2 separate regions of the Mus musculus genome follow, and region 1 is linked to region 2. A link is a loop called in an ENCODE intact Hi-C map of the cell type or tissue named here. Cell type or tissue: left cerebral cortex. All regions are shown on one strand. Links, peaks and the distances in the headings refer to the core of each region. The heading gives the core; the rest is flanking DNA.

What was found. Hi-C counts contacts between places; a loop is a spot of excess contacts. Peaks named below come from ENCODE experiments on the same cell type or tissue, not always from the same donor. Only the 100,000 strongest peaks of a DNase experiment are listed, where the experiment ranks them.
Region 1: a loop joins it to region 2, with 9 times the contacts of the local background. A loop is called at or near these places in 32 of 42 quality-filtered maps.

Annotation. Positions count from the first base shown.
Region 1 is chr9:27,407,267-27,412,643 of GRCm38, forward strand. No RefSeq gene overlaps it. Among named protein-coding and RNA genes, the nearest start is that of Spata19, 13 kb to the left of the region's middle. In left cerebral cortex, for the core only: a CTCF peak has its summit at 2,769 (motif pointing right); a DNase peak (open chromatin) is centred at 2,765.
Region 2 is chr9:28,245,284-28,250,660 of GRCm38, forward strand. The region is part of intron 1 of Opcml (opioid binding protein/cell adhesion molecule-like); the gene reads left to right. Among named protein-coding and RNA genes, the nearest start is that of Gm39313, 150 kb to the right of the region's middle. In left cerebral cortex, for the core only: a CTCF peak has its summit at 2,731; DNase peaks (open chromatin) are centred at 2,591 and 2,972; H3K27ac peaks cover 796 bases.

The sequences.
Region 1 (5,377 bases), core at 147-5,146, 840 kb before region 2:
ATGAGGTCCTGCTTATCAGTTGTTGACCTTAGTGCCTGAGCTATTGGTATTCTGTTCAGGAAGCTGTCTCCTGTGCCAATGTGTTCAAGGCCATCCCTCACTTTCTCTTCTCTGAGATTTAGTGTGTCTGGTTTTATGTCGAGGTCTTTGATCTACTTGAGTTTTGTGCAGGGTGATAAGTATGAATCTATTTGCATTCTTCTACATTCAGTCATCCAGTTAGACCAGCACCATTTATTGAAAATGCTTTCCTTTTCCCACTGTATGCTTTTGACTTCTTTGTCAAATATCAAGTGTCCATAGGTATGTAGATTTATTTCTGGGTCTTCAGTTCTATTCCATTGAGCAACCTACCTGTTTTTTTTTTTTTTTATGCCAATGCCATATGGTTTTTATTACTGTTGCTCTGTAGTACAGCTTGAAATCGGAGATGGTGATACCTCCAGAAGTTCTTTTATTGTACAGGATTGTTTTAGCTATCCTGGATTTTTTGTTTTTCTAAATGAAGTTGAGAACGGTTCTTTCAAGGTCTGTAAGGAATTGCATTGGGGATTTGATGGGGATAGCATAGAATCTGTGGATTGTTCTTGATTTATTCAAGCGACCACAACACGGGAGATAAGAAAGGAACCACACCAATCACATCTTCTGCAACCACTATAAAATACTGTGTATCAACACACCCCTACTCAGGGATTTGAAAATAAAACAATTATTTTCAATTTTATACTATCATTCCCTACTTCCAGACCAGGAACAAGGAGTTCAGAGAGATTGAGTCACTTCTTTAATGTCACACAGTCATTAAATGGCTCCATCAATATTTCCATTGAGGAGACCAGAGCCAGTGAGCAGCAGTGTAAGTCACCTTACCAACAAACTGCTGCAAGGATATCATCGAAGGTTGAAAAATTATTTGTCCTGAACATGAAAACCTGTAACAATTTAAATTAAATTTATAAAACTTGTTACTTGTAGTTTTCCCCTTGCAAGATCCAAAAAGAAAAATAAAACATCCAGGTAACTAACAGACAATAGTTACCACATAATCCTGGACTGCCCACACCCAAAGCAGAGTGCCTTTCATTAAACCCATCATCAGAGAGACAGTCTCTTCATTTTATATAAACAAAACTGACATGTGCCAAAAAAGACCCCCGAAGACAAACAAACCCTAGTGCTGACACTGAAGACCAGGGCCCAAAGGCCACTGACTAAAAAGACATCAGTGGCTGCCTATCACTGCAAGCAACCCCAGAGGCTTAACCCTTCTGCTTGAGAAGTGCAGGTCTAACTAGGTGTTTCTGGTCTGATAGGACATGATGAGTTCGTTCTCTGCAACGGGGCAAAGAAGTCCATGCCCAGGAAAGACATGAGTTCTAGCAGAGGAGAAGGACCATCTTATCCCTTGTAACCCTTAGTGACTGGAGGTTGGTTTAGGTATTTTATAGGCCCCCTCCCCTCTTCTTTTATTGGCCTTGCTTAGAAATCCACCTCCATGCTGTCTCCACCATTTATCCTCTCAATGTCTTCAGGGGAAAAAGTAGCTGCCATCTCAGCGAACCCATGTTTGCTTTCCATGTCACCTATGTTCCCCTGACTCACGTATTTCCAGAAGAGAAAGGGACAGGCTCAATGACCCATCCTCTACATGGGTCAGGGACACCCGCTCTCCTGTCACCTGTTCCTGGCTTCTGCAACCTGTTTGCTCTAGTGGGGTGTGCACGGGAAGTGAAGTGAATAAGAGCCCCCTAGTCAGGGGTCAGGAGGGCAGTGTGCTGAGCTCTGAAGGGGGAAGGGAACATGGGGCAAGATTGGAGGACGCTGGGGGTTGCTCAGGCTGGAACAAGCAGCAAATCCAGGGGATGCTCTGTTAAAGACCTCACCTCGTGGACAGCTGTGGGTGTGGTGAGATCTGCAGCCGATGGAGCAACCCCAGGTGCTGGTGCTGAGTCAGAAAGCAGGAGGGACAGACAGAGGGACAGACACGTCCCAGGTGTCTCCCCACACCCGTTCCTCCTGTTCGTCATGAAGTTATCAATTTTTCTTTTCACTGTGAGCTCCTGGCTTGCCAGGTTCACCCTCTTTACCCAGAGTCAGTGGAGTCAAGTAACCAGGAACTGACCCTGTGAAAGGAGAGCCCAGATAAATAGTCTCCCGTTTTAAGTTGTTAGTCTTGGGTGTTTGTCACAGTGGGAAAACACACAGAAGCAGAGAGTGGTTTTGCAGGCTGTGGCAGACGTTGTCGGTGGTGGTGAAGGAGGAGGTGGAGGTGGAGGTGGAGGTGGAGGTGGAGGTGGAGGTGGAGGTGGAGGTGGAGGTGTTGGTGGTGGTGGAGGAGGAGGAGGAGGAGGAGGAATCAGAGGAGGGATGCTTTCTGTACCCCTTGGGCAGGAGGAAGGAAGTGGAGTGGAGGAGAAAACAGTAGACTGAAGCCATGATCAGTGGGAGAGGAGTCTGGAGGTTTAGAAACACTGCTCCTAGTCAAGGTACAGAAGCCAGGCTGGGAGGTCAGTTTTATTTGGGCCCTGAATGTTGAGTCTACCCTGGTGGTACAATACACACAGGATGGACATGGATGCACACAAGCTGAGGTGGAGCATGTTGCACATAGGAGGGGTGCTGTCAGGGAACAGTCAGCAATTCAGGGAAGAGCTACAGTCTAGAGCACTGGAGAGAGGGATGGGTGGTAGCCAAGCCTTCAGTAGGAACACCTGTCACAGAGCCCTCATATCCCTGGTTGAGAAACTATTTTCTCCTGAGCCACTAGATGGCACCATTTCCACACAAACAACATCTTTGAAGGTGACCTGGTCTTTTCCTGAGACTCCTACCAGGGCTTGGTGAGATTTTTAGCACTGTTTGGGAAAGCCTAAAAAGATGAGATGCCGTTGAATATCTTTGTTTAGTTATGAAAACAGTTTACATTCACACACACAAAATAATATAGAGGCAATTTATTCAAATAAAACGTGCTGAGCACTTATACCCAATATTCTGGGGATAAGCGATGCCCAGTGGGATATGGGATGCCCAGTGAATAGAGTGTCATGTCCTGGGGAGCTCACAGTGGCAGATAGGCTGTCATGCACACTGATTATGAAATATGGTATGAAAATAAGTCAACAGTGCATGCGAGAGGGAGCGGCAGTGCGGTGGTTTTCTCTGCCAGAGAGAAAAAGCTTATTACAGGAGGTAATGTTGAGACACAGAGAGAGCGGAGGCATTGTCAGGCCCTGGAAATGAAGGAGGGGTTCACTAGGCATGGGCACCACTCCCAAGGCCAGGGGGATGTTCAGGGAACTGGCCCGGACTTTGAGTGTCTGGAATAAGGGAGGGGTTGGGTCTGGCTGATGATAGAGCCTGTTATGGGGGAAAGGTACAGACTCCGCAGGTGGATGTTAAAATGACTCCATAAGATAGGCGTGGCTTCCCGTCTAGAGGAGATGAGCATGGTTGGCAGGCCTGGCTGAGAGGGCGTGGCTGAGTTGCGGATGAGCCCCCTTCCCCGATGTCTCACACACGGGCATCTGGAGTATGAGGAGCGGGAGAGCTGCATTAGTATTATAGACACAGCGCCTTCAAACCTAGGGTGGAAATGAAATCATTAAGTGGCTCAAATGGAGTTTTGTTCTGTGCATGATTAACCCCAGGAGGGGAGTTTGGGAACAAATATACCTCCTATACCTGTATTACAGGGGGACTGAGCCACGGTGAATTAAAAGAAAATCAAGGGCAAATTTGGGACTAGTCAGCTGTGACCAAGCCATTTGTGTAGTTAAATGGAGCTGAAAGCGCTAATAACAGCTTTGCGGGTCATGGATCTTCTGGGAGGGTAGGGCAGAAGGTGGGCTGGGCAGGTGGGCAGGGAGCTGGCCCCGGCTTGCCCAGCTAGAATTTGAAGTGGGGATGTAGCCTGTTGGCCTGTTCTTGTCATCTAAGTGTGTATAACTTCCTAATGTACCCTTTTGGTTCTAGACAGAGTCAGGAATCAGTGTTCAATCTGAGTCATTGGCATCTCTTGTAGACCCTAGCTGAGCCTGGAAGACTGCTAGTGATAATCTTGTGCATCTCTGCAGCTCCAGGGGGAATTGCTTTACGGGGCTACAACAAGGAGGACTTAAGACAAAAGCTGCTTTCATAAGCTATACCATATGTAGTGGGGACCCTCAGCTCAAGGTAAAGAAAGACTCAGCAAGTGTCTTGAGATACCTGAGTTAGTTGGAGCTTGGCCTTGATCCTCACCAAAGGCCAAACCATCTGTGGTTTGAATGGCTCCCATAGGCTCATAAGCACTATTAGGAGATGTGACCTTGTTGGAGGAATTGTGTCACTTGGGGTAGGCTTTGAGGATCCAAAAAGCTCAAGCCAGGCCCAGTGTCTCTCTCTCTCTCTCTTGCTTCTGCCTGTAGAACTCGTAGCTACCTCTCCAGCACCCTGTCTGCCTTCATGCTTTCATGCTTCCTGCCATGACGATAATGGACTAAACCTCTGAACTGTTAGCCAGTCCCAATTAAATGTTTTTCTTTATAAGAGTTGCCATGGTCATGGTGTCTCTTCAGAGCAATAGAAACCCTAAGTAAAATGCCAGCACATAAAAATGGGGTAGTTTGGCCACATGGGAAGGAATGGATGCCCAGTGATTGTGAGAGTATGCAGGCAGGCCTTCCACACAAAACAGATGGGCAAGGAAGATGTATAAGGAGAGGATGGAGGCTGAGAAGTATAAAGCATTAGGAGGGGCCCAGGCTCTGGTCCTATAGGGGCAACTCATCTTGGTGTGTAACGTGGACAAAATGGGGGCACAAGAGGCCCCTCTAGGCTCTCTCAGATGGCTTAGTGGTTGTTGCACCCTCTGGGTATTCCACACAACAGCATCAACTGGTTCTGCTTGGTTTGAGACACAGTGTATATGCATATGTGTTTGCTTACTTCATAGACTGCTCTAGGGAGGTGTACTCCATCCTTCCAGGGTCTGGGGAGGCAGCACTCTGCCTCCACGCAAGCCAGTAGCTCTTCTATATGTCTTCCAATTACCCAGCAGTCGATGTAGGGCTGAAAGCCATTTTCCTAAGAGAGGGAAAAGAGAGTCTAGAGAAAATGTCAGGTGTTTCTGAGAATTGGGGAACTCTGAGTGACCCACAGGGAAGTGGAACCTGTGTGAGGATGGTCCCTGCCCACCTGTTTCATCTTGCCCTGGTTGTCACAGAGGATGATACCATCAGCTTCTGAATTTTTCAGCGGGCTCTGTCACTGGGATGCATACCCACGTAGGGCAGGGGGGATCCCAGAACCCTCTTCCTACTCCTGGCAGTACTCAAGGAAAGACAAAGCCACTGGCCGTGACTCTGGCCTGAGTGTTGGCATCTCTTTTGCT
Region 2 (5,377 bases), core at 270-5,269:
AATAAGGCCCCCCTTTAGGTGAGCCCATGAGGGTGTTTCCAGAGGCTGTTAGATCATGAGGGTTCTGGACTAAGAAATGGTTTAATCCGTTGATGACTTCATAATATGACAGCATTATTGGGAACAAGGGAAGGAGGTGGCAAGGCCTGACTAGAGGACAGTATGGCCTTGGGTACCAAGTCTTGGCCTGGGGCCTCTTCCTGTGTTTGCTTTTTCTTTCTTAGTAACTATGGCTATATGAACCATTCTGCCCCACCAGTCATTGCCTCATGACAGACTGACACCTCGGAAACTAAGGGCCACAATTAAAATTCCCCCTTTCAAGTTGTTCTGTCAGATGTATCAGTCACCCATACACAAAAGTTGCTTGTCCAATAGGCACAGAGCACACAGGACTCTGTTAATTGGCCACATAGCCTGCAGTCTGTTGAGGGAGGCATCCCTGTAGACAAGAAAACAGGATGCAACATGATGAGAGAAGTAGGTAATGAGAACACAAGGCTTAACTCTTCAGAGGCCACCAGGGAGTCTCAGAAGAAAGCTCAGCAGGTTACCATGGGCCCCACATCAGAAACCCATCAGCATGAGCTTCTGTTGGTGCTGCCTTCTTCTCCCCGTAAGACATTCTGTCTACCATCAGGAATGCCAGAGGAGTCTGTCCCATCAAAGTCCCAAACCCAGTCTGGGCTGTTACAAAGAGGCTTTCAGGCTCTAGCTGCATTTAGCATCTGGGTTTCAGATCGCTTTTATTTCAAAACCACCTTCTGTTGTGAGTTGTTGTTGTTGTTGTTTTAATATATAATGGCATAACCAAAGGCTAGCCCATGTCCTATGACCCTCTCCCCCACAGCACCCTGCATCCATACTCTCCTCATTCCCAGTACCACACTAGGGTGTGGGGTACCACACAATACCAGAATGGACCAGTCCATTCTGTGCCAGACCTCCAGCCCCCAGAATACAGCCCTGCAGGCCTAAGTGAATAAGCAGAGAAAGGATGGGGCAGGCACCTGCAAGCTGTTTTAAAGGACTGGAGCAGAAAACACCAGCCTCCTGCTCTGTGGCCATATGAGCAGTTAAGTCTTTATTCTCAAGGTTCTCTCATGTTCCTCCACAGCTTAAAACAAGCAACCGCACACTCAGGTGTGCTTCTGGCTGGACGGCAGGGAAGGATTCAAAGAAAACTTTGCAAGTAGGGAACATAGGCCCATGGGTAACCTTCTAACCAACCTCTCGCTCTCAGTTAGGAGCATAGTTAAAATGTCCCACAGATGTGACAAAAGCCAACTTAGGGGGCAAATAAAAATATGTGCTAAAGGACATAGGGATAGCCATTTTGGGTGTCCACTGAGGACATAGTCACTGCCACCCAGCTTCATCCTCTGACCCCAGCCTTTCTGCTCACCATGGCTCACAGTCAGTCACATGGGGATATCTAGGAGCTTGTTGCAATGAATATTCTCCGGATCTGCCCTGGATGGACCCAAGTGAGACTGTATTTTAACAAGATTGGGCATGGAACTGGGTACACATCAGCATCAGAGGGGCAGTGCCCTGCCGTGCCTTGTGCTGATGTTGATTCAAACCGAGGTCTACTTGCCTGACCAAGTGTGTCTGTTCAGGACTGTGGGGCTACAGGCTATTGCAGGCTGCTATGGGGGAGCCCTGTTCACAGCCACTAAGGGATTCCTTTAGCTTCCCCTCTACACCCTGCTTGTGGGAACTGATAAACTATGCCTCTGTCATGGAATGATCTTCATGGTGAGTTAATTCCCTGAGACTGACTGCTGCCATCATGGCTCCAGTTCGAAGGATGTTCCTGATTAAGGAAAAATGATGAGGTCTCAACTTGTCGTTGGCTCTGACACTGCCACAGAATGGAAGGCAGAGCTGGCTGGAGGGTGCTGAGATGAAGGCGGGGGTCCTTTCTCCCAGGAGGCAGGTCACAGGAAGTCACGCTATGGTTTTCCCTGTATATATACCCCAGAACAGCAGAGTCAGGGAATAAGGAAGCCACATGTAGTGGGGATGCTGTTGTCACTCTTCACACACAGATTGTGCCCTTGCACTTGGCAGGGTCCCTTCACCCAGGCTGAGTATAGAATCAACTCTTCTGCACTCTGATATCCAGCCTTGAATGCTTCTGGGGAAAAAAAGAGGTCACCACATGTCAGGATAGCTACCCTTCTCCCTATGCCATGAACTCTAAGGAATGGTTTGGTCATTTCCTTCTATCAAGTTCAAAGACATCTCCCTGATACACACGGGTGCAAAACATACATACGATACTACGATATGCTATTGAATAAACTCACAAGCTCTCTGGCAGCAAATGTTTTCATCTGGAGAGGCAGGGGTCAGGGCAGAAATACAGGCAGATCTACATACGGAGAGCAGGGTCCAGTGAAGTGGAAGTGGGTGTGTGGAGGAAGGCAGGAGTGGGCATAAAAAGTGAGGAAAAGCAAGAGGGAGGATTACATAAGGAGACCAGTCCACTCACAATAACAGGATTGACGTGGCTCAGGACTTCTCCCCAAACCTGTCATTCATAACTCCTAACAGCTTCATACTTCATATTCCCCCAGCAGAGAAGGGGCAGCATAGAATAGATAGTGAGGAGTAGGATGTGTTTGTGGCAGGGGAGTGTCTGCCTGTACTGGGTTTAGTTCTCAAATTGGAGTGACAAGCGGCACTATTAAAAATCCATGTGCATCATGAGCCCCCTTGTGTCTTTGAAGAGCCATTGCAGCTCTGCAAGAATTACTGGGCTGAGGACTCTTCCAGGGGATTGAAGGGTGTCTCTGCTGGATGAACAAGGTACAAGGGCCCAGAAATGAGCACTGAGAGTGACCCAAATCTTTGTACAGGCAATCTATAAGGGCTTTATTTTTTTATTCCTTGTCTAGGTTCTGTTTGGCGTCTAAAGCACATTTCTTTCCCTATCAGCGATTCCACACAAGGGCTTGCTCACCCCTTCACTGTTCCCATCGCTTCTGTTTTGTTTGCTATGCATGCTGACAGCTGTGTGTAGGCCATGTGCTCTTCCTTGTGTGTGCCTGATGATAACAGTGAGCTTCTCTCTACTTCCTCTAACTTAGGTAAGTGATGCTGTGGTGGAGAGCTCACTGTTCCCGCATCTCCCATGCACACATTTCAACGCATCCCTGCTTCTCTGTGCTGAGTTCCTTCTGTCCAGTGACTCCTGTGATCTGTATCTTTGCAGCTGTTCCTCAAGGTTAGATCCTCATGTACCACCACTGGTACAGTTACCCTGCCCGCCAGCAACCTCTACCCCAGCAAATATCCCTGCAAGAGATGCTCTCTGGTATTTAGGATAGCTTGGGGCTGTAAAGTATGCCAAAGGACAAATCTAGGTCACAGGAATTAGTTGAGTTAACCTAAGGGCTAGCTCAGGCACTCACCAACCACGGCTTCCACAGTTGTTATTCCCGTTGTTTCCATGTCCCCTCTGCCACTGCCAGCCTTCCCATTTCTACCAGCCAATTATGTATAAAATGACTCAGTCTCATACTCACCTGCTCACCAACAAACTGAGACTCCCTTCCTGTATTCCACTGGCATCTGAGTTTCATTTTTAAATCCCATGTTCATTTCATTTGCCCATAATCCATCATCGTTTTTTTTTTTCTTTTTGGTTTTATTGATGTGAAGATTGTCTTTGTAGAACGAGTATTAATTCTATGGTGCTTTCAGATATTAAATTATTTTCTTCCATGCAGTCCAATACAAAAATATTTCCTATTCTGGACAGAAATCTTTCACTCTATCATACTTATTCATAGTTTCCTTTGTGCCTTTAGCTTTTGAGATCATGTATAGAAATTCAAGCGAGTCTTCCCCCTCTCCTAGCTCACAGAGTCACCCTCTGGCTTTTCTCTTTGTTGGCTTTGATAGTTTCTCCTTCCTGCACTCATATCTTTAGTCACAAGGCATCTGGCTCTCAATCAACACTGGGCTGGGATCTGGTGTTGTCCTATCTTGGTCTCTGAATGCTTTCTGCTCTCATTTAAACAAATTGCCATGCTGAGCCTGTGGGAGAAACAGTCCAGAAGCACAAAGCTTGGAACTGGTTGCAGGGATCAGCTCCATGGCTGGAGCAGGCTGATGGACCCGGAGTCTGATCTCAGAGTTTCCAGACTAGGTCGAGTCCTCTCTCCAGGGAGCCGTAAGTCTGATGGCGATTGGTTCTGACTCACCAGAACCAATGATTACCTCCCTTGCCGGATTTCTTGAAAGACAAGGTTTCACCCACCTGTTCTAGGCAGCTTGGATAATAAACAGCAAAATGAATCACACGTGTCACCATTTGCCCATTGGCAGCCATTGCTGCCCTGTCACAAAGAACTTTCCCATTGTAGCTTTAGAAATATGATACCAGAAGAACTGGTCAGAAGTGCCTATTAGCTGTGTCTCAGATTCACCTGTAGGGAGGGAAAGACCTGAGTGGAAAAAAATAATAAAATGGAGAGTGGAATTGGATGTATGTATTTACCCACTGCGCACCAGCTTAGTCCTCAGCTCTCTGTAGGTTACTTCCTTCCTCTGAGCTCCAGCATCTTCCTGAGCGATGGGAATGAATGGCTATGTGGATGGTGACATATACCCTAGGTGATTTATTTATCTATTGACCTATTTAGGCAGAGAGAGAGAAAGAGAGAGAGAGAGAGAGAGAGAGAGAGAGAGAGAGAGAGAGAGAGAGAGAGAGAGAATGAATTATGTGTGTATGTGTGTATCCACATATGTGCATGCATGCCAAAACTTGTGTGTATATATTTATATATTAGAGGAAAGATTTCCAATGTTGGTTCTTTTCCGACCAATAGTGTGCATTTGTGGATGGGGTGGAAGTCCCTGAAGATCATAAGTCAACATGGCAGGTGACTCCCTTACAGGGTAAGCTACCTCATTGGCCCTCGTTGGAGGGAGTTTTATGCAAGATCTCATCTAAGCATTGGGACATAACCCTTACCTGTCCGTATTATGACATGAGCCAGATCAAGTCCAAAATGCTGCTGGCATTTCTATGACACGTGCACACTTCTGACCAAAGTTTGAACAGTTTTACACACCATGTCTTAAGGATCTAATTGTTCCACATTGTGAATGACAGTCCAGAAGCAGGTGTGTTCTCCCTTGCAGAGATAAATGAAAAGTCTCGATGAGGTAAGGCCAAGTAGGTCTCTCTTCAGCACAGAAAGTGAAGAAATGGCTGTCCTTGCTGGGGACATTTCTCATTTCCTGAAACCCACAAGTTTAGATAGCAATGGTTTGGGACTAGAGCAGGGTAGAGGAAATTATTTGGAGTGTAAATATAGCTAGAAACAGCCAATTTATTTGCCAAACACATACCTGTTAA